Linked DNA regions of Mus musculus: region 1 is linked to region 2. Evidence: chromatin loops called from intact Hi-C (ENCODE). Cell type or tissue: heart. All regions are shown on one strand. Each heading gives the region's core, and the rest is flanking DNA. Links, peaks and the distances in the headings are about the cores only.

Region 1 (11,697 bases), core at 1,376-9,375, 60 kb before region 2:
TCATCGGTCTGTCTTTTTAATTTTTATTTATTTGTATGTATATGAGTGTTTGGTCTGGATGTACATCCATTCCAGTGTGTGCATGGAGCACACAAAAAGTCAGAAGAGAATATTGGGTCCCCTGGAACTGGAGTTACAGATGCTTGTGAGCTGCCATGTGGGTGCTGGGAACTGAACCTGGGTCCTCTGCAGGAGCAACAAGTGCTCTTACCCTCTGAACGTCTCTCCAGCCCCAGACTCCTATCACTGTTTACATCTCTGCTTATGCCTTCCAGTTCTAGTTCATCTCCCCATTGACTGTTACTCTTGCATTATCTGAGCAAACTGCACATCAGGCATGCATGCGTGAGTGCATGCGTACGTGTGTGTGTGTGTGTGTGTGTGTGTGTGTGTGTGTGTGTGTGTGTAATGGGCTGTAAACCCAATCCTAACCCTTACTGTTGGGAATGCTACAATTATCCCGGTAAGAATAATCTTCATAGATAAAGGAAATTAAGCCTGGTAATACCCTACTCAAGCAACCAGGAATGTGTTTCTTCATCTATTCAGAAAACTAAGTTATGAAATCCAATCTAGGGAGCTGAAAGGAGAAAAAAGAAGAGATGAAGAAAAGTGGAATTAATATATTTCCGCAGAGTGCATGCCTTGGGCAGTTACCTGCTGAATTCTCCTTTACCATGCACATACTTAAACTAAGTTGTATTATTATTATTACCTATTAAAGGAAAACACAGATTTCCCTGGTTCACTTCTTCAGGTTGACCCCAAATGTGCTCCACCCCCAGGGCTGCTGCCCTCACTCTGATTCTCCTCAAAACGTTGGGATCCTAATTCACCCAGATTATTAGCAATTTTCTTTTCTTATTGCATGATTTCTGTCTGCCCCTGGGTGGTTTTGTTTTAATTAGAAGAAAAATAGAATGGAAAAGTTTCAATTGTAAACACACACGGAGGTTCTGTTGGCAACCGTGAGCTTGGCAGACAGAAAGCCGTGGTCAGCTTAGCTACACTTTATTGGCTCACAAACAAGAACAATTTTGAAGGAAATTAGAAGACATTTTTTAAAGTGACAATTTTCTCCATCAGGTAGATTACACTATTTCCTGTTATTTTATGATACTGATATTTCACTTATACATTTTTCTCCAGCTCCCATAAAATTTTCCATCTGGAGTGAACGTTTCTAATCTTTTTGTAAGCCGCTGGATTCAATATCTCCTTTCTGCTTGCTTGCTTGCTTGCTTTCTTTCTTTCTTTCTTTCTTTCTTTCTTTCTTTCTTTCTTTCTTTCTTTCTTTCTTCCCCTCCATCCCTCCCTCCCTTCCTTCCTTCCTTCCTTTCTCGTTCTTTCTTTTCTTCTTCCTCTATTTTTTAAGTGTCAGTTTCCAGGAACTTCTATCAGATACCCGCGAGCATAAACTTACAATAGCTAAAGAGCTTCCGCATTTAGAATGCCAGCCCTGCAGGACAGAGGTGGGGGTTAGAAACCAGACTCAAATACTGAAGTTGCCTTTGCCGGAAACCTTAGCTCAGGCCTCCAACAGCTTACAACGAAAATCCTTCAAAATTAAGAGTTGTAGGGTTTCCAGCTGATAGACATTTTCCACACAGAGGATGAAAGAGCAGGTACAGCCAGTCTTTCTTTCAAAGGGGAGGAACAGGAACGGCAGTTGGCTGTGGTTGTGGGCAAGGGGAGAGGGATAAATGCTCTCGAAAAGCTTAAATTGTACCAAGCAGATCTTTTCCTGACCCCCCCCCCCCACTCCCAATGGAACTGTAAAGTCTTCCCAGGCAACGCGAAAGAAAGAGAACAAAGGCCGTGGTATCGCATGGATGAAGTTACAGGCTGATTACAAGTCACGTGGTGAGATTTTATTACTGCGGGAACAAGATGGAAAACCTTTCTCTGCGGACATTATTATTTCCTGCCTCTAGATTACAGTGGAGCGTTTCTTTTGTTTAGACGATGTAGCCTGTCAGTAGACTCCCCTCTGCTCACCTTTGTTAACCGGCCATTCGGTGGTGTAACTTCGCCCCGCTGTTTCCACGCCTGCCCTCTGCCCTGTTCTTGTTCCAAGTGTTTTGTTGTCATTTGAAGAATTTGGATAGCATTCCATGAGAGTTTGTATAAAGAGAATATGGGGAGGGTAATAAATATTGTTTAGTAGAATTGTTAATTAGGAAAGCGAGAGATAAAGCGTCCCAAATGGTGGAGCACTTCCTGTGTCCAGGCAGGTGCCAGCTTGTGGTCACACGAGGGAAGGCTTGCGTGGGTCTTGATGGGCCCTAACTGTGAATATGCAAGGACACAGAAACCTGAAAACAAGCCGTAAGACCTTTGGCGGGGAGCGAGGTCTGGCACTTAAGGACTAATGGCCTAGCTGTTCTCCAGCATGGGCGTGGGGATTGTCGTCCAGTGTTCGTAGTCCAAACTAAGGTGCTGTGAACACTTAGATAATTCTCTAGATTGTTCAAACCAAAGAAAGACTACCGGGGAAATCGAGTCTTCATGATGGTTTCTTTACGGGTGCATCTGATCACTCATTTACTGAGATCAAATCAAGAATGCCACGGGGCAGAGTAATTATGTGGTTTGTATTTCCCTAGTGAATGAATGGGATTATGGAAATAGTAGGATTCTATTTTATTATGCAATCGGCTTGAGTCCTTAGACCCTCAGTACTTAAAATGAGAGGTATTATATTGAACATTTTTCTCCAAAATATTTTACACAAAACGTCAAAAGTTCCCAGCTCTTTGAAGACTCCTGCTTGCTTTCCCTCCAGTAAAGTTTTGCAAAAGCAGATCCACTTCCTGGCAAGATTGCATAGCCGAGAAATCATCCACTCTTGGTTATAAAATCTGAGGGTTGTTTTGTTTTGTTTTGTTTTGTTTTATCCCCGTGTGAATTAAAATGATTCTAAGAGAAACAAACACATCAAATGATACTTAGCTGGAGAATAGTTGACCAAAAGAGAGGTATTGACATTGTGTTAAAGAGGATGTTTAAGGAAGTTGCATACTAGTCTATAGAATTATAATAAATTATCTGTTGACTTTTAGATATCTTACTATTGCTTTGAGCAGTGGTTGTGTGAACTAGCTTGCAGTTACTGTAACAAATACCTGAGATGACCTAGTAAAGGGGAAGATGTCTTTCTGGCGTAGGTTTTAGAGTTTCCCTTTCAGCCTGTGCTTAGGGAACGTCTTCTGATGTTGGAGTTAGGAACACCATCTGATGGAGTGGCCAGTGGAGGAAGCCACTTACCTCAGTGCCTTGACAGAAGAGGAGAGAAAGCTACCCCTCTGAGGGCTCTCTTAACCTCAGACCCCCTTTGGGGTCTCCCTCTCACGCTCCTTGCCACTTCCCAATCACACCATTCTGAGGAAGAGGCTTTGGATGTTCAGGCATTTGGTAGCCGCGCCAGATCGAACCTACAGCAGGGGAGAGCTAACTGTGGCCATCTGGGTTTTCTACACTTTTCATTCCCTCCATTTAGAAGCTAAGTGTCTCGGTTGGGGCTTTGCATTTCTGGGATAATGGATATAACTAAAACCAGGGGAAATGCACGGCTCAGAGACTGGGTACGTTTTGTATAGCTCTTTATAAGATTATCTTAAAATGTTTGTTCTCCTCACTGATGTCAACTATTCTTATCCCCCTAACTCCCGCATTAGTCTAATTTTCCAAAATTATGTATAAACAAAGGACAAACTCCCTCCTGTTTTTATCCAAATTATGGAAGCAATGTGTTTGCAGTCAGCTGAAGCTGAGACATGTTAAATCCAACCACAAAGGCCAGAACCAGGTGAAAGTCCATGGTGAGAGAACATGAAGCTCCCTGGCAGGACTGTCTAATGGGCGTGGGGGGCGGGGGGAACTTGCCTGTCTAATGGGAGTGAGCGGAGGGACTTGCCTGGCCAATCAGTCTTAAGCAGATAAACACTGCTTGCATAGAGTTAGAGAAAAATCAAGAAGGTAGACTTTCTTTTGTTCAAGCTAGCAAAACGTAACATCTGAACCAACGGTAAGCACGTTTAAGCACACCATAACACAGTGCTAAAGTTTCCACATTGCTTAGCCACAGAACTCTAGGACGTTTTTTCTCATCCCTGCACAATGATCTTTACCTGAACCCCATACCGACGGCAGTCTCGATTCTCCTCTCTTCATTGGCGAGTTCACAGAAGGTTCGGTTCCTCATATAAGCAGACTCACACAGTATTTGCCTTTTGGGGACTCAGTGTATATAGTTTCGAGAGTCTGTGCATTGTGGCATGTGTCGTAATCCCTTCCTATTCAAGGCTGAGTAACATCCAGTCACATGTCCATCCATACTACAGTCTGTCAAGCACCACTGATGAACATTTGAGTTCAGACTGATCTGTCAATGTGCGAACAGCCGTGTTGGTTCCTGTTTGGCTATCGTGAATCCTCCTGCTGTAAACATGAGAACCAAAGCGTGTGTTCCAGTCCTGGCTTTCCATTCCTCTGGCTATCTACCCAGAAGTGGCCTGTTGTTATATGGAGGGTTTACATTTAATTTCTGAGAAATCATCAAACCATTTTTCCCCCAGAATTGACAATATTTTATGTGATTGCTGTGAAAAACAAATAGTGCTCTTACAGTTTAGGTCAGGAAGAGCAAGTTGGGAATATGTATCCATACTGAATTTTCCAAGAAATGACATAGTATGTTCCAAATAATATGGGTAAATACTTTGATTTTTTTTTCCAAAATCCAGACATCTGCATCATTAAATTCTATCATCTATTGTATGCAAATGAAAGGTGTGAAACCCTGCTTATTCACCAAATTCATGGTCCACACATATGGAAATCCGGGTTATAATACTAGAGAGCTAGTATTTATGGCCATAAATGGAACATACCTTTTATATGTATTAACCCTGCCCTGGTCCACCTCTGCTTTGCCTGGTGTTCCCTTCCGAAGAACCTAAGAAACTGAACAAGATCTATATTCTCCTTGCATAGTCTGTTATCGCAGTTACACGGTAAGTATGATGGGGGGCCAGGATATGGCAAGGTATTAATATGGACTCAGGACGTACAAAGTTGCCAGCACTACACATGACACATAGTTAAACTGAATTTTAGATCACAACAACAAAAAAAAGTGTTAGGTTAAATATGCTTTGCTCAACAATGAAGACATATTTATGCTAAAATAAAAAATACTGATCTAAAACTCAAATTCAATTGTATATTTTGTTCCCTTTTTGTTCACTAAATTGAGGACACCTAGATAGTTCATAGTCATGTACAGGCAGGAGAGGCAATCAAACAAAACTGTGGTGTCACTAGGGGGCGCTCTACAAAATGAGAGTGTGGCCATTCTGGAAATGAAGAGACCATCTCCCAACATGCTACAGAGCAGTGAGGACCACCATGCTCATTGTGCAGCAATCATCATAGTGGTTCGATATGGTCATCATAGCGACCCCCTCCCCACCCCCAGAAGTGGTGAGGACCAGCTAAGCAGCCAGGTTCCTGGCAGGCAGTCGGGCTCAGATTCAACAGTCCAATCCTCCAAAGCAGAAGCTAGAGCTGGCTGGTTGGACACTGGCCACAGCAACCACAAAGAGAGAGTGTGACCAGCTTCCAAGGACATCTGAGATTTCCAGGTACTCTGCCAAAGAAAGACCGGTAGATATTGGAAAGCAAAGGGTCTAACAGCTCAGGCCAGAGCCTTGTTTAATCGCATTGTTACGGCTCATTGGTTGCCCCCTACCACCATGCATACATACACAAACACATACACAGACTCCCAGGGAACAAGGGAACATTCCTGGTTAACTAGACTTCTCTGGAACAGGAAAAAAAAAAGTTGCTCGTGTGCTCTCTGCAACTTTCCAAAGTAGCTGGCTGCATGTTCTTTCTATGTGGTCCTTCACAGTTTGCTTTCCAACCTAGACATCAGAAACTTGGGCACCTCACTCAGACCCCCCAGTTTTCCAGGTATCAAAGGAAATACTTCAAAGTTAAAGACATCAGTGATTCTAAAAACAATAAAGGCAGTCAGTGCCAAAAACTACAGTACAGATAAGTCTTAATGAACACCAACTATCTGTCCTGAACATAATGTAGTTTGAGGAATTTCCCCTTCTGTATTTTAAAGAGAAATATAAGACTTGAAATGCTAACGATCATTTCACATCATGCCTCTGGCTCCAAACTTCATCCACACTCCCCCAGAAGCTCCAGAGCTTGGAAAAGGAGTAGAGAAAGTCTGAGACCCTATCTACCCACTCTACCTACCTTTCCTTAGAAGACACAAAACCCATTGGAAGTCAGAGCAACATGACTAAGCGGGCCAAGCACTTAGTGCACTGGGGTCTCTCATTAGAGGAAGAAAACATAAAAATACAAAAACCATAGGCTTATGGAGTGATCTGAGCCACATGCTGGGCACAGAATCCCAGGCTTTGGGTTTATCCAGCAGAGGACAAATACTGGCCAGCTAGTGTGAAGATGGCAAGCAGTGCTTTGCTAAAATTTATTATTCTTGGGAACAAAACCAGAAAGTACACAAAGTGGGCTTAAAAAAAAATTTAAGCCTGATTCAACTCTCCTTCTAATGGGCTAAAAATTTATGGTAATGGAGCAGAAAACAACTGCTCAGAGGGGTTATAATCCTGTCCATGTGCATCGAATGCCTAGATGATGGGATTTGAGGGTTCTGGACAAGAGCTTCCACCAGTAGACCATGTGTGCCACATGTTGAATTAACAAAGGCATAGATGAAAATTTATGAGAAAGAGAATGCACACACGGACACACATGAACACACACACACACTTTAATATGCTGTTTCGTTGACGTTTGTTTCTTCGTTCAGAAGCCTTGCTTTTCTGTAATGTTAGTCAATAAGATAACTGGAGGATAGTTCTGCTCAAAAGCGTTTTTTGCTATTGGAAAATTAGATGCAATTCTGTAGCCAAGCCACTAGCAATGTTGGTTAGCCTTTTTGTAGTAATTTGTCATTAGAAGCTGATTCGTAAGCCAGGCTTGGTCCTGGAAGCCTGACCACATTGACATGGGAATGAAGAAAAGGAAAGACCTCTGTACAGAGGATCTGGGGTCAGGTGGGGCACGCTCATACTGATGGAGCAGCACCGACTATCAACAACCCAACCCTGAGTCCCAGCATGTTTGTTCAGCTCAGGGTAAGGATTAGCTAGGAGGGGTTATCTCGGGCTCCCTAGAGGGTCTCTGTAGGTGATCAGTCCTAGGCTGCAAACATCCAGGAGGAGGAGAGTTACAGTTACTAGTTTTGCACACACAGATCAAACACTTTCCCAGCCTTGGCCATTCCTGACTGCCCTGAGGGAGGCTTTGCCAGTTCCCATGGGTCCGAGGCACTGTCCTGGTCAGTGATACACTCCCCGGAGTCTCATCCAATCTTTACACTTCCTGCAGGGCTTCCTGAGCCTGCCACACTTCATCTTTGACTATCAAGATATGCATGTTGAGACAGACATTAGTTTTGCTATTTCGTTTGAAGAAACAAAACAACTATTTTCCCAGACTCATTCCACCACATTCCTCCTATCTCTGCTTCCCCGTTTCTCCACCCAACACATGTCTTTACACCACTCTGACCAAGTTACCTTTTAGTGAAGGCCTGGTTCCCGTGGATACTTTGAACCTGTTACGTCTTGGTTAAAAGCATGAGGAAACTCTATCCGACCTTTCCAAACACATGTATCTTCTTTTCTACACCACCACATGCTCCTTCCTGTGTGTCCCCTAAAATAGCATTATTGCACTTGGCGGTAATAACTTCCTTTGTGGTCTGTCTTCCCCACTAGGTTTTGGATCCCAAAAAGGAAGAAATCATGCCCTGTGCTGAAAAGATGTAGGTGCTTAAGAAAATATCTGTGAAGCGGATGAACAGGGCAACTGCCCTAGGCTCACAGCGTGCAACTGTTACTCAAGGAACTCAAGTCCTTGTCTCTATAAAGGGTCATTTGATGGTAAGGCTGATTGATGTGTATCCTTATTTAAAAGAAGAAGAAGAAGAAGAAGGAGAAGAAGAAGAAGAAGAAGAAGAAGAAGAAGAAGAAGAAGAAGAAGAAGAAGAAGAAGAGTGACAGCGACATTGATGACCTTGAAGAATCTTCAATAAAGTCAATAATCATTGAAAGCCTAACCTCATCAGTCACATAACATTGGGATGTCCCACCAAGCTGTTCACAACATAGTAAGCCCCACTCTTGACCTCATCCCTGTAAGCGTATCTCCAACATGGAAGACACACCATGCAGTCCAGACTTTAGCTGCCACTTACCTTAAAAGGAACCAAACTCAACTTTGAGTTCAGTCTCTTCTCTCAATTAAATATCGTAAGAACAACACAGCTGGCTCACGTACCAAATTCTGTGGAGTCTGAACACGTGGGCTCATCCCTCAGTATGATGACAGGTGTTCTGATGTGGTCTCCCTGTGCCAGGCCCAACCAAATTAGTCAACAGTTTCTACTAATATCAAAGGCATCTTTAGCGCGAGTATTTATCTGTAACTGTGATATCATCTCTTTTGATTTATGTCTGTCGTCCTCTGTGATGTGCCATGTTCACCTAAATTAACATCTACCCTTCAACCAAGTGCTCTGACCGAGTCTTCCTTATTCTCCCTAATGAAACGGAAACACAGGATTTTTTTTTAAACTTCTCATTAGTTTTCAGTCCAGTTAGAAAACTGTTTTCACGCTCATCCTCGTTTCCTCCCTGTGGTTGTGATAAAACACCCTGACAAAAAGCAGCTTTGAGAAGAAAGGGGTATATTTTAGCTCACCATCCCAGGTTTCAAACCACTGTTACAGGGAAGTCGGGGTATCAGGAACTTGCAACAGCTGGTCATTTCACAGACAAGTCAAGAGCAGAGAAAAATGAACAAATGCATGTGTGCTCGCTCCCCTGCTTCTGCTAAGCTCTATTCTCCACTATGGTACAGGTCAGGACTCCCTGCCTAGGAGATGGTATTACCCATGGGGCTGCATCATCTCAAGCTGGTTAGCTTAAGACTATCTCCCACAGACCTGCCCACAGGCCAGTCCAATGTAGACAGTTCTTCATTGAGATGCTCCTCCTTGTTGACTCTAGGTAGTGTCACGTAGACAATTGAAAGTAACCAATATTTCACTTCCTCATGGAGCCCAGTTGTCTAGCTATGAATAGATGTGTTCACATCAACTCTGCTTTCACACGTGACAGACTTGGATCTGACCACAGGGTCTACCACCTGAAACGGGGTCGCTAATGGGGAATGATCTTGAATCTTCCCTTCAAAGCTGAACTAGAAAGGTCTGAGAACGCAGTTACTTTCTCTCACGCGAAACAAATGGCAGATCTCCCTGTTTCCTTGAAAGGGAGAAGCGTTCCATCCTACTCCTAGGAAAGAAAAAACCGGGAGAAAAGTGGCGTGACCTTTCTGTCCTTCATTCATTTCCTGAGCATAAGAGTGATGTCCAAGATTGGAAAGGATGGAGGAGGGCCCTGAACAGGATGTCTGTGCCCCTCCATGCAGACTCTAGGTGCTTCTGTGACTACTCAGCTAGCCAGTCGCAGGGCTGCCTGCCGCTGGGGGAGGAAATTGGCTCCACCTACAGGGAAGCCCCTTGAAAGCCCCTGTCCTCTCCACCATGTTTTCCAACCTTCTGTTTCAGGTGGGGGAGGGGCTGACTGCTCATTTATCTTATCCCACTGTCCATCTGGCTTAAAATTCAAAAGGAGACAGGGGATGATTAATTACCAAATGTCAACGAATGTCTCGTTTTCTGCTTCTCCTCAGGGCTTTTTGGCTGGTGGCACAGCCTACCTCTTAATAACCCCATTAAAATGTAATAAAAATTAGAAGGCAGGCATCGGTAACATCGCACGACAGTCTTAATTCTGGTGTTTCCAGGACTGATCTTGGGCTAAACAAATTAATTACTTTTGTGTCGGCTCTCTCATTTCAAACCAGAACCAAATAGCTACTTCATTCTACCCTGCCAAGAACACATGATTTCATTACAAGCTCCTAACATGAGGTCTGATGTAGACAGATGGGTCTCTGTTGAAGTATTATTTTTGTCACAAAAAAAACTTGAAGATGCCCTCTCCAAGTGCCCATAAACGTAAAGCCAATGATCGAACCAAGTGTGTTACTGCGTAAGTATGTAACTTTTCCCAGTAGAGAAATATTACTGTCTAATGTAAACACCTTAGGTGGTTCATATCCCTAAACATGGTTCAGCCACTTCTGTCTTTTTTCTTGAGACCTGCTTCCATGACAATACCAAGAAAACTGCTAAACCCCTCTTTGATTGTAAGGAAGAATAAGTAACATAGCTGTCACCTGCCCCAGAAGTACATGTACCAGTGGTGTGTGATCATGCCCCTAATCTAAAAGTGAGTCCCTTGAAAACCACCATGACGACAGTGATTTCCAGCTGGCACTAACAAATCCAACAGCTCTTGGTAGTCTAGATAAAGAACAAACACTGGCCAAGTGGGGCCCCTTGTGTTTGAACAACCACCATTGAAAGGTAGAGGTGTCCCTTGCATGGTTTCTCTGCCTGGAAGCTGAACTGAGTGGTGCTTCGGATTCCTTTATTCTGCCTGTCGGGCCAGCTCCTCTTCCCTGGCAGCTTCAGTTCTCTGTGCCTGTCATCACTGCCTAGTCTACAGACCGGGGCATAAGCTCTCCTTTGTTGCTACTATTTTGAGCTCCCTCCTTATCTCAGGGTCTGGTGTTTGTTCCTTCCTTGCTCAGAAGTCTTAGCATCGAGTTTGAAATCTCTAGACGTCCTGGAGCCACCAGGGTGGAATCCCAGGAGTGCTAAGAGGGTCCTTTCTCTTTATTGATGGTGTTTTCAGTTTCTCTTCTAAAGTTCAAACACTGAAGACAAAAGAGGTATTTCCTCTACATGGCCTCAAAGAACATTTTTTTACTCTAATAAAGTGCTATATCCTGTTAATAGAACCAGCCAGGCGTTGTAAGGCATCAACATTAAGAAACAGGAATTTCAGGGCTAGAGAGTCAGGTTTAGTGGTAAAGAGAATTGACTGCTTTTGTAGAAGACCCAGGCTCAATTCCCAGCATCCACATAGCAGCTCACAAACACCACTAACTCCAGTTTCTAGGGATTCTTTTCCCTCTTCTGGCATCCATGGGCTCTGAGCACAGACACAATACACAGGCATACATGCAGGCAAAACACTCATGCAAATAAAATAAAATGGATAAAATTAAAATAAAGAAATAGTAATTTCTTCAGTGTTCATTTAAACACAGGACTAATCTCATCTCCATGTGACCAGATGGTTGATTGAAACCTGTTAGTCTTTCTTATCTATCTTCCTGACACCCACTGTTATCTATGTAAAGGAAGGAGACCTTTCCATCCCCAATTATCAATAATATTTCCCATAAAAATACAGCATAGTACAGCCACAACTTAACAAAGTTAGTGTTTTCCCCACCAAGTATCTGTTTCTACCAGATACACCCAAAGGGTAGGCACAAACCATTCATATAATTTCATACAGCTAAAGTTCCTACACAATGGGGGTTCATCTAGATAGATTACTCAATTTACCAGCTTTCCTATATCCAGCTTTTGTTTTGTTTTAATTCGAGAGATTGACAGGGCCTGTCTGTGCTAGCCGAGTTCTCTATCACTGAGCTATA
Region 2 (11,697 bases), core at 1,850-9,849:
ATACCCTACAGTGTGTGGTTTAATGACATATACAACAAGGGGTTCAAGGAGAGAGGAAACGAAGTCACAGAGAGTTTAATAGAAGCATTAGAAGGAAACCCACGTATGCTCCACCTTTGGTAAAGGTGGCATCTCTCTTCCAGGTATTATGGATGGAGCTGTCAGTCAGTTCTAGAGAAGAGGTCTTCACTGTGCACTGTGAGATGGTAGCACCTCACCAAGTCAGGAGACCAAAAAAAGTCCCATGGAGAACAACTGGGTAAAGATGATATCACCTGAGTGAATTTTTCAGCTCAGCCTTAGAGAGGAATTGCCAGTGCTGAGGAGAGAAGCCAGACAGCCGAGGATGGGGGTGTCTATGCATACAGGGGCAGCAATGAACACTCAAAAATGCAGAGTTGTTTGGGGAATCTAAGAAGCGGGTGGGCCTGGGGCTGATGTAACCCAACACGTAATTGTAGCTAGTTTCACACTTGGATTGATGTCTTGAAGGTGATTAAAATCTTTAAAAGTTCAGAGTTTTACAAAAGTAGACCTTTGAAATTCTTCCAAATACAGAGAACAGGTGTCTGCAGAGAACTAATTATCACGGAGACATGTAAATACTTTCGAAGACATCTGAAGGTCCTAGAGGAGGGATTAGAACTGCAAACATGGAGGCGGAAGTTCCTTCTTTAGATTTTTGCCCGCGAAGTGGAAAGCTACCCATAGTGCCAGGAATATATTGCTAGATGGTACATTTCAAAACAGCAATGTTTTCACAATTCATCATAGAATCTCTTTCCACAGAGCTTTTTTTTCCCAGCATGGCTTCATTTGGGTAAAATCCCAGTCAGGACCATTCACAGCCTCTGGTTTTCCCCTAGGTGCTAGTGGAGAAGGTCGGCTTAGGCACTAAGCTGCAAGCCTTACAGGGAGAAACTGTTGCTTCCAAATACGTTGTCACTTTCTCACTTTGCTTATGACTCTGGAGGCAGGAACAGTGAAAAGACCCACTAGCTGTATAGCACCCCATCTGTGTGCATGAAGGGACAGCTTCAGCAGGCTCCTTGTCTCCCAGATTCATTTTGTAATGGTTCTGAGCAGCCCAGTGAGTCACTCAGAAATATATCCTTTAAAAAACAAAGAAAGGCAAAAGAACCCTACTTGACCTCCCTAAGTTGTTCAGATGTAAGCTGCTTCCTGGTTTTGCTTGTTTTCAAGTCTCCAAGCAGACAGGTACTGAGAGGAAACAGGAGGTGTCAGTCAAGGTCATTCTTTATGAAGGAATCCAGAGCTGAGAGCAGGACAGTGGGCTATCTCCCAAACCTGTCCAGTCCTCCTCCTCCTCCTCCTCCTCCTCCTCCTCCTTCTCTCTCTCTCTCTCTCTCTCTCTCTCTCTCTCTCTCTCTCTCTCTCCCTCCCTCCCTCCCTCCCTCCCTCCCTCCCTCCCTTCCTTCCTTCCTTCTTTTCTCTTGCCTGGCCTCCAGTACCAGAGGAACAAGAAGCACCAAGGCAGAAACAATGCTGATTCAGAAAGTCTGGGAGCCAGACACTGTTGGGAAGAGAAGGACAAAGGGGATTCTGACAGTTGGGCAGCTGGTAGGACAGGACTCTGGTCTTCTATCTTTTCTTGAGCAAGAAACAAATAATCAGAATCTTCCCAAGTTTTTTTTTTTTTTTAAAGTAAATAAAATCAGAGGAGGGGTTCTAGCAGCTTCTCAAAGAGTTCACTTTTGTGAGGTTTCCGTATGCTGTGTTAGTCTCCAATTTGAAATGCCACAAGGGAAAGGATTCTTGAAGTATTTCTCCTTCCCTCTATTGAGACAAAACCATTCTGATGCATGGAGTCTATGAAGTTATTGGTCGATATTAAGGATCTTGATGCATGGATTCTTCGAAGTTATTGATCAGTACTAAGGATGCTTTTACTTTTCTTTTGAAAGGGTTGGCTTAAAAAAAATAAGCAAGTGAAGCGCTTTCACTAAGGCCTATACCTGACTCGTGCCAAGCCCTATTCTTAGACTGATATATAAAGAATTCACTTGCCACTCCCTTCAGGATTAAGGAGCACTGACCTTTGGAACATGGTCTTTATATGCATGTCAGAGTATTTTTAAGAATGGGAAAATCCAGGATACGAATAAACAACAACCAGTTCCAAATGGGAGTTATTTTTAGACCTGAGATTCCAAAGTATATAAAGCCACAGATATCAGAATGGTTCTCACCCTAGTAACATGCCTTCCTGTCCCCTCTAATATACTTTCCACCTTCTGTAGCATGTGCTCACACTCTTGGGGATGCACACACACACACACACACACACACACACACTCACTCACAATTTTTAGATTTTTTTTTGAGACAGTGTAACTATATAGCCCAGGATAGATGGCCTTAAACACTTTGGGGTACGTGTGTGTGTGTGTGTGTGTGTGTGTGTGTGTGGTGTGTGTGCACGCGTACACGTGTGTTTTGGGAATGAAAAGTAGAGATACACACAAATATGTTCTTATGGAGGCTTGTGATTTGTTTTAAATCTAGAGTTCACTAGCCAGAACGCAAACCAGGCTAGCAATACCCTATGGCCAAGATGGCTCCCGTCTTTTATCCCTGATTTAGGTGGCAACTGTGTCTCATTGCATTGGTAGGAGGTTGACTCCATAGTCTAATATAATTTGCTAACCAGAGGAAAGAGGTGTGTGTGTGTGTGTGTGTGTGTGTGTGTGTGTGTGTGTGAGAGAGAGAGAGAAAGAGAGAGAGAGAGAGAGAGAGAGAGAGAGAGAGAGAGAGAGAGAGAGAGAGTTTCCTTGCCTGGCTAGCAACCTTCTTGATAAACAACTACACAGAAAACCAGAAGTACTTCTCACATCATTGTGCCTGGAGCTGTGGGTGAATCCAGGTCCTCATGTTTGCATGGTCCACATCTTACCTACTAGTTACTTCTCTAACCCAGATCCTCTTGCCTCAGTCTCCTATGTTCTAGGATTACCAGCATGCACTAACACAGCTGGCTATTACCTAGTTATGGTAAAAACTCAACTCATAACAAAGACTAAAAGTATACACGTTTTCTTCCGATGAGAGCCCAGCATAGGTGAGGCTTTTCTACCAACCTTCTCCTAACTATGTGCAAGCTCCCCTATACGCATTCAAATGTGTCTACTTCTCCCAATAAGATTTGGGCTCTCAGGGCAGACATTCTCTTTCCTGATGCCATTATCAATGCCCAGTCTCTGAAAGTTTGTCCGGTGTCTGAAAAGAGTGACATCTCCTTGCATTATCGCATATGAAATCTATAACAGAAAAGAAAGTAATGCCTCTTGAAAGTGCCCCTTACTTGTGCTGACCCAGGCTTCTCAGCAGAGGAGTCCTTGTGTGTCCCATGCCCTGAGTCCATCTAAGAACTGTCTAAGACACTCAGACACAGGAGTACTGTCTCACAGGTCTCCCACATCGCACTACGATAGGAGGACATCTGCTACTCCTAAAGAGCTAATGGACTCTAAAGATAGCATGAGCTCTCAGCCCACTCTAGAAAGAACAGTGGGTGTATAGTTCTGAACCTTGGAAGAAACCAGTTTCTCTTGCTCCTTTTATCCAAATCATCTGGGCGTGATTATATTCCAGAAACTGCACCCTAGCCAGTAAAAAAAAAAAAAAAAAAGACTTGTCAATTAATGACAAAATCTGGTATTACGTTCAAAATAATCCAGTGGGGGGAAAAAATCAGAATGTAAGTAGAGATATAGGCCAGCCATAGTTGGGAGTAGCAGGGAGAGGCACTGTACTGTTCTTATTACTTTGGTTTCTGTTTGAAATTATCCATAATGATAATACATTTCAAAACTCTTTATGGAATTACTAACTTATTTGGAGTACTAAGTCTTCAAGTGTTCTCTTTCAAAGAGGAGCACTATCTTTTTAAGATACTGCACTTCTGTGTATTATTTTATGCTGGCAGACAAAGAAATGGAGTTCATTATGACATTTTTATGTAGAAATGTGTAAATGTCGTGATTCTTGTCCTAATCCTGCTTCCCTCCAGCTCCCCAGTGAGCTTTCTGCTTTCATGCCCCATGTAGTCCAGGAGTCTCTTTTAAAAATATGTTTTCTAAGCTGGGTATGTTGGTGTACACCTGTAATTCTGCAGTCTAGGCACTGAGGCGTGGATGCAGGATTTGAAGTTTAAACTAGTCAGCACTACACTGAGAGACCTGATTATAACAGCAGCAACAGCAACAACAACAACAACAAACACACATCTTCCTAGTTTAATTCACACTGGGAAAACATTCTTGTCACAGTCACAAGGAAGTCGGGAGACACTGAAGGAGATCGTAAACAATAAGACCTCCAGAGATGCAAATGTTAGCTTCACCAATTACAATCAGAGAGATTGTAGAGAACATTACTTAATGTCTCTGGAGTCGGCCATCTCATCTGTAACCACTGTAGGTAATGACCACTGTATTGCTCAGCTCTGGGAGGTTACGAAGCTAAGATGGAGAAAATGGATCTGATACAGTAGGCACTGAGCAGCAAACCTGATGCTTATTTTTCACAAGACCACCCATTTGTGTGAGTTGAATGGTGATGGATGCAATACTAATATGTAGCCATTGCTATAAAATCCCATAGCATAGTGGTAGACAGATATATACATTTATGTGTCCCCCGGGGAAGAGCTAAAATAAGAATATGTATGCAGAAGTCCTGGTGTTCTGGGAGGACACTGAGCTCTGGTGGGCAGGGGCCAGTGAGTGGTTAATCAAGAACTCAATTAGCCCATCCTACCAACAAGGAAGCCCTCCTTCATAGCCTTCCAGGACTCTCAAGCAGACCCCTGCCTCCTTTGGTCATATCCTAGGTAACAAATGGAAAGCCACCAAAACATATCATTCATAGTGGAAGAACACCAGAACAAACAGCCACTGGCTTGCCCACTTATTTCCAGACAGTGCATCTGAACTGCTAATAAACAGAGAGAAAAGCTTCATCGAGATGCAGAGCAGACTGGAGAGTCCAGCTCGGGGGTTGGTGGGATAGCGGCAAGGGTAGAGCCCTGCCACGCCCCCCCCCCCCCCCCCCCCCCCCCGGACATCAGGAGACTGTTTGTTGCAGTGTCTGCCTCCGGTCAGGGAACAAAGAAGGTTTGGAAACTGACAGAGAGATCTAGCTGGCAGGAAAGCAAGGGTGCGGAGAGGCTCCAAGTCCCTGGCTCCACCTCTTTTCTATTGGCACTATAAATACCGTTCTGAAATGTTACGGTAACTTAAGGAGTCTCTTTTAGGAAGCATTTGGTAGTGAGTCATCGGACAGCTATGTGTGCACCCTGCTGTGACTAGGCAGAGATCTGCCCCTGGCTCTCAGGATGGCTGTGTTAGAATCCCCCTCCTGTGACAAAGAAGAACATTTACCTTTTGCACACCGGTCGCCTCTACTGCCCTGGCATCACAAGCTGCTCTTCTGCCTTGTTCTGTAGCCTTCTAGGAGAGGAAGAGAAGACTCATAAGCCTGAATGGCATGAATGCATCCACTTTAGAAAGACAAAGCTGAAGCTAAAAGCAGGGTCTGAACTGTTTCTAGAGCCAGACCTCTTTTCCACCGTGAGGAAACTCAGTACAAGGAACTGAATTTTATCCCAAATATGCTAGGCGCATACTCGTAGACTAGTAACTAGTATACTGGTTACATATATCTATTGCACGGGCATCTGCAGGAACAGTATTAAAGAAATATGGCTGATACTTTTCACAGACGTGGAGGTGTGGCCTGCTATGTTTCATCTAGTACCATTCCTATACCTATGGCTAAGCTGCCATGCTGGACACCTGCCTAAGTAAGTGCCACACGCTTTGTTCCTGGGGGTCCTCTTTTAAGAAAGTCTTCCAGCCAGTAGTTACCACCATCCAGGTTCTAAACTGCAGACACATGCTAGCACTCTAATGACCTGACAGAGAAAGGGCCTTTGGTTTATATTTAACCCCGCCAAGCTCTGCACATTGCTTATTGGTCTTAGATTGTTTATCCTTTGAATAAAATGAGCTATTGTATACTAGTAACACATGTCTATTGCATGGGCACATGAAGAAACAGTACTACAGAAGTATGGTTGATACTTTTCGACAGACATGGACATGTGGCCTGCCATGTTTCATATGTCTTTGTGCTGGCTTGCATAGTACATGAAGACACAGACTCAAGGACCATTGTCGGCTTCGTGGTGTGTTCTTAGCTTCTCCTAAGACCCGTGTGACGTAAGCCAATTGACTCATGAATTTGGTTTGGTTTGGTTTAAGACAGAACATCTATATAGACACAACTGTCCTGGAACTCACCGTAACTCAGACCGACCTTGACTTTACAGGACTCTCCCCAGTGTCTTAGTGTGCTTCTCTGTTGTTGTGATAAATGCCATGACCCAAAACAGCTTGGAGAGGAATGAGGGACGGTTTAGTTCATCTTTCACGTGTGGACCACAGATCATCCCTGAGAAGTCAGGCCAGGGAGGTCAAGGCAGGAACCAAAGAGGCAGGAACTGAAGCAGAAGCCATTGAGAAACACTGCTCATTGGCTTGCTCCCCATAACTTGTACAACCTGCTTTCTTATTCAGCCAGGACCACCTGCCCAGGGGTGGCACTGCCCATGGTGGGTTGGCCTGCTCACATCAATCATTAATAAAGAAAATGCTCCACAGACTTGTCTGATGGAAGCAATTATGGTTCCCTCTACCCAGATGGTTCTTGTTTGTATCAGCTTGTCAAAAGCTATAGCAAACACAGTCAGCTCAGAAATTTTATATTCTTCACTAATATGTCTATGTAACTGTTTCACTTTTTCAGTAGCAGCAATGGAGTGCTAGCTGATCCATTAGCCACCACCAACATGTGGTGGCAGGGCACAAGTGCTGTAGCCACTCGGGTTGCAATATTACACCTATAGCGTACACAGCAAATCTTAAAGACAGGACTCTTAAACGAGTTTAAGATTTCTCAGTAATCAAGCTCTCTCTCTCTCTCTTTCTTTCTCTCTCTCTTTCTCTCTCCATATATATATATATACACATATATATGTATGCATATATGTGTGTGTGTGTGTGTGTGTGTGTGTGATTTTAAAGTGATAATTATTTTGATATACCATATCTAAAATTCATTTTATTCAATTCATTGTACTTTTTAAAATACAGATACTGGAATGTTTGAGACAGACATGTAACAAGCATCTTATAGAATTTGAGAGCTGAATCTGTGGAGCTCACGTAACTGTTTAAGCATCTCAGCCAAAGCCAGAATATGGTAACATCCTCTGGGGTTGAGGCCAGAATCTTTCCGGCTACATCCTTTGGGAAAAGGAACCAAGGTCACAGTGTGTCATTCCATGTAGGCCATTGTTTATTGATGCTTTTTCCTCGTGGCATGACAGGAATTGTGATAGCTCTTTTGTAGGCGTCTGTACATAGTCCAAGATATGGCTTTTTTTTCCTTGTTTTATAGCTGTATAAATCAAACTCAGTATTGCCCTTCTATATACAGAGGTTACCATATGTCTCACAGCAAAGAATTGCTAACTTTTTATGGGTGTCTGTGTGTGTAGCCATGAATGAGTGTGCAAGTGTACATCCATGTATGTGTACATATATGTGGAGGCCAGACATCAATGTTGGTTGTCTTTCTCAATAACTATCTACATTATATTATCAATATTATTATTTATATTTTCATTCTATTGTTATATAATTGGGATTTGTGACACTTTTTCTTCATTTTTGTTTTTGAGACCAGTTCTCTCACTGAGCCTGGAGGGTGTTAGGTAGATCTGAGAGACGGCAAGCTTCTAGAGAGCTTCCTGTCTAGAATAACAGAACCTGATGCTTCACTTAGATTTGGGGGTGTTGTTGTTGTTGTTGTTGTTGTTTGTTTTTTACATGGGTGTTGGGGAATCTGAACTCAGGTCCATACACAGCACAGTGAGCACTGAATGAAACCCAGAATTGTTCATTTTCATAATTGCATTATTCCCTAAGAGACAAACCTGGGAAAGAAGAAGGGAGATGAATAGGTATAATCAAATTGTGAGGGGAGTATAGGAAGGAAGTATTGTGGAGATATAAAAGGAATTATGAATAAAGAACAGTGAAGCCAGACTCTTTAATTAAGAATCATCTAATTTGAAACCTTGACAATAGTACTGATTTTCCTTTTTTTTTTTTTTTCTGTCTGTGCCTTGCCTACACTGCAAACGACAGATTTTTTTAGTGAAAGAGTAACAGAACAGAGCCTCAGTAACAGCAGAGGAGGAAGGAGAAGAAAATTCTACTTGCTCATGAAGACTCAAGATCTGCTCAGGGCAACTAGAAAATTTAGCCCTGGTGAAGCCAAGATAATCTATGGGCCACATTCCCCTAATCTTGTTATTGAAATCCTTCTATTGCATCAGAAAAAAAGTTATTTATCAGTTGACTGTAAGAGGAATTATTGCATAGTCTTTTGTATATGAGACCAGAGAGAACGTGCAGAGATTGTATTTTACATTGTATCTGAAACACAGATGCTCTGCTCATAAACATTCCTCATGCCTTCTTCAAGCTGTCCAAGCAAAATATGATTTGCTTTTAAATTTGAATATCTTTAAAAATTAACAAATTTAAGACTGTCCTATCTCAATCTCCCACATACTAGGATGGTGGATGTGTGCCACCTTTTCCGGCCATGACGTAACATGTTTAACTGATTCCTTCTTCTTCAGCATCTCCATGCTCTGCAGGTGCAGCTTCGATGGACCATGGCCATATTGCCCCACTACTATCAATCACACTGAGATGTAGTCCACAGCATTCAACAAGCCACCACTCATGGGATAGAGGATAGGCAAAAGGAACAACTAAGACAGTAGAGGAGCCCAGCACTCCGAACCCCTAATCATGCCTTCGGTGGATTCCTTTGGTAAAGTTTTCCTTTGTGGGTTTCTTTCAGCACTTGACCCATAGCCCATGGAATGTGTCAGCTCTAATTGCCTGTGTGGATTGGCACAAGTCGTGCCTCAAAATTGGAATGTTGTCACATATAACATAGCCTTTCAGAGGGATAAATGTGGAAAATGTTTTACCCATGAATTCCTTAGAAGCAATTGTGCTCTATCACGTGAAAGGCTGAAGACCTGGACAGAACCTAATGACTATATCCCCAAGATCCCCAAGGTTCAGTGGCTTTCAGGATGTTGCTCTCCCTGACTCCATGGACATCACAGAATGACAGTTGTCCACTGGAGTATTCTTCACCCAGGCAGCTTTCTAAAAAAAGGAAATTTGAGAGTTGCAAGGACAGATGAAGGGGCTGAGGGCCTGGGATCCCTTTATGTGAGACTCATTATTGAAGAACAACTTATACAATTATTATCTGAGGACCAGGTGACAGCTGTCAAGAAGGCCTCCTTGTAAGAGGGTGCAGAATATATGAAATTTGTCTTTAGGTGATGATCTACTACTAAGAGTGATGCTATGAGGTTGGCATCTAAGGAAAAGAAAAGAGGCTGGCATATGGTGAGCACCTAGTCTGTGCCATGAATTGTGAACTTAACCTTGAATTCTCGTATGTTCATCTAAGGTCTGTTTTCTTTAAGGAGAGATTGTGACCCTCTTGGTCTGGTATGCAAGCTGTGATGAATACAGAGCTCTTCAGATGGATCAACCCTTTCCTTACTCACTCTACAGCTATCCTCACCAGACAGACACACAGACAGATAGATAGACAGACAGACACAGGTAGAAGGACATGCATTTGGACCAAACACTACAGCAAAATAGCTCAAAGATCATTTCATACATCATAAATTCAGATAACTTTCTTCTTTTTCCATAAATAGTTCTAATTTAAAATACACAGTCAAACACCAACATGTTGTTACCAAAAACAAAACAAAGCAAAGCAAAACAAAACAAACACTATAATATTATTTGGGGACCCTAAGCTTGTCAATGAATCTGTTTAATTTTGGAGGTAAAATTAGCCAGGTTTTGAGATTGAGCTGACTATCACAAAACCAGAACTTTCCATCAGCTGGAGAGGGGCAGTTAATAACTGCCTCCGGGGGGGGGGGGGGGGCGTGGAGAGAAGGAAGGTCTCTCTTCGCAAGACGTTAGTATGAGAATTCCCATGCCAAACGAAGGCCCACAGGAAATGCCTAGTTGTGGTGATGACTCCCAGACAGCCCCGCTCGTCAGACCTCCATTCCAATCTCTTTCTGGCGCCATCATGTGAAGAAATTGTTTTTGTCCTAGGCTACATCTTTTTGGGAAAATAGCAGACTGTGAGCTTCTAAACATCTCATGATTGATAGTTGACATTTTTCCCAAGAGATTGGGCCAGGCTCCCATCAGGGAATGGGTTGGAGGCTAAAGAGAATCCTTTAGAGACCTGCAACCTTGCATTTGGAGAGCTAGGCAGGGACACAAGCATCTCCTACTTTACAAATAAAGCCAAGGTGACTGGGATTCTTGAACAAATGAGCATGGGACTCCTAGTATGAGGAATTATTGAGTATCCATCTTCTGCTTGAGAGTCTTTCAGATACTTGTAGTCACAGGAAATCTTCTCTCACTAAAATGGTCTTTATGTTTGTGGCACTGGGCTACATATGATTTTCTTGGAATGTATATGCGTATGCATATATATATATATATATATATATATATATATATATATATATATTGTAAGCGCTCCTTCCCATTTTTCCAAATTATCTCATAAGGACCATGATAGACTGAGAAGCTGTCAATTTAAAGCCCAAAGCCATCCTGAAGACTACCAACTACTGTGAACCCTGGCCTGAGATCAGTGACCATGGGAAGGAACATAAACCTGAGACAGGTAGTAAGGATTGTGCCATTTCCATAGCTGTAGATATTTTCAGGAAATTGGGTAACAATGCAGTATAATTAGCCCTGATATTTACTCATTGCCAGCAGAACTATCTAGTCATTAGGAGGTTGGTAAAGCCGTCTTTTTTCTTTTTTCTTTTCTGAATGCAGAAATACTATTCCGTGAGCCCCTTTGGAAATAACTACTCATGCTCCTCAACAGCTCTGAGTTCCATTGACAGGGGTGAATTGTAAGCCCCGTTGTTCTAAGGCATGGAGCTACAGAAGACTGACTTGTTTGGAAATAGACTCATTGCTTGTAGGGCTAAGGGATGGCTCACCAGGTAAAGATGCTTGCCACCAAACCTGACAACCTGTGTTCAACCCCAAGGACCCACCTGCCACAAGTTGTCCTTTACCTACACACACAGAAAAAAAAAATCACAAAAACAGAACAAAACCATCTTCAACAATAGTTGTCTTTTGTCATTATTGCTTTTTGTAGTTTTTGGTATTGACTAGGCTTTGGCCGGTGGTTTCTGTCAGAAGCCCTTTGAGTAGTTTAAGGAAGTCAGTGGGCCTGATGGAAGCATGTGCAGCCCTCTTCATTTACTGATTCAGGGCTGATGTGACCGTCAGCTTGGACCTTAGCTGTGCATGCTGGCTTGAGTCATAAAAACATGGTTTCTTCAGATAGCTTGAGCTTCCTAAAGCGCAATGGCCAGTTTTCTTGCAGGAGCGTCTCAAGAGAAGCAGGTGAAAATTATATGATTATCTTTCATGACCTAATCCTAGTACTGAGGAGTGCAGCTTCTATTGTTGCCTCAGGCCAGTTCCATCTGTACTAAGAGGA

What was found. Peaks named below come from ENCODE experiments on the same cell type or tissue, not always from the same donor. Only the 100,000 strongest peaks of a DNase experiment are listed, where the experiment ranks them.
Region 1: a loop joins it to region 2, with 1.9 times the contacts of the local background. A loop is called at or near these places in 3 of 42 quality-filtered maps.

Annotation. Positions count from the first base shown.
Region 1 is chr1:186,545,127-186,556,823 of GRCm38, forward strand. All of the region lies in intron 1 of A730004F24Rik (RIKEN cDNA A730004F24 gene), which reads right to left. Among named protein-coding and RNA genes, the nearest start is that of A730004F24Rik, 7.7 kb to the right of the region's middle. In heart, for the core only: a CTCF peak has its summit at 5,321 (motif pointing right); no DNase peak of the experiment used is centred there; H3K27ac peaks cover 842 bases; H3K27me3 peaks cover 1,247 bases.
Region 2 is chr1:186,604,839-186,616,535 of GRCm38, forward strand. Gm35546 (predicted gene, 35546) reads left to right here. Exons shown (of 4, transcript NR_168305.1): 4 at 8,735-9,671. Among named protein-coding and RNA genes, the nearest start is that of Gm35546, 23 kb to the left of the region's middle. In heart, for the core only: no CTCF peak of the experiment used is centred there; a DNase peak (open chromatin) is centred at 5,243; H3K4me3 peaks cover 807 bases; H3K27ac peaks cover 1,988 bases.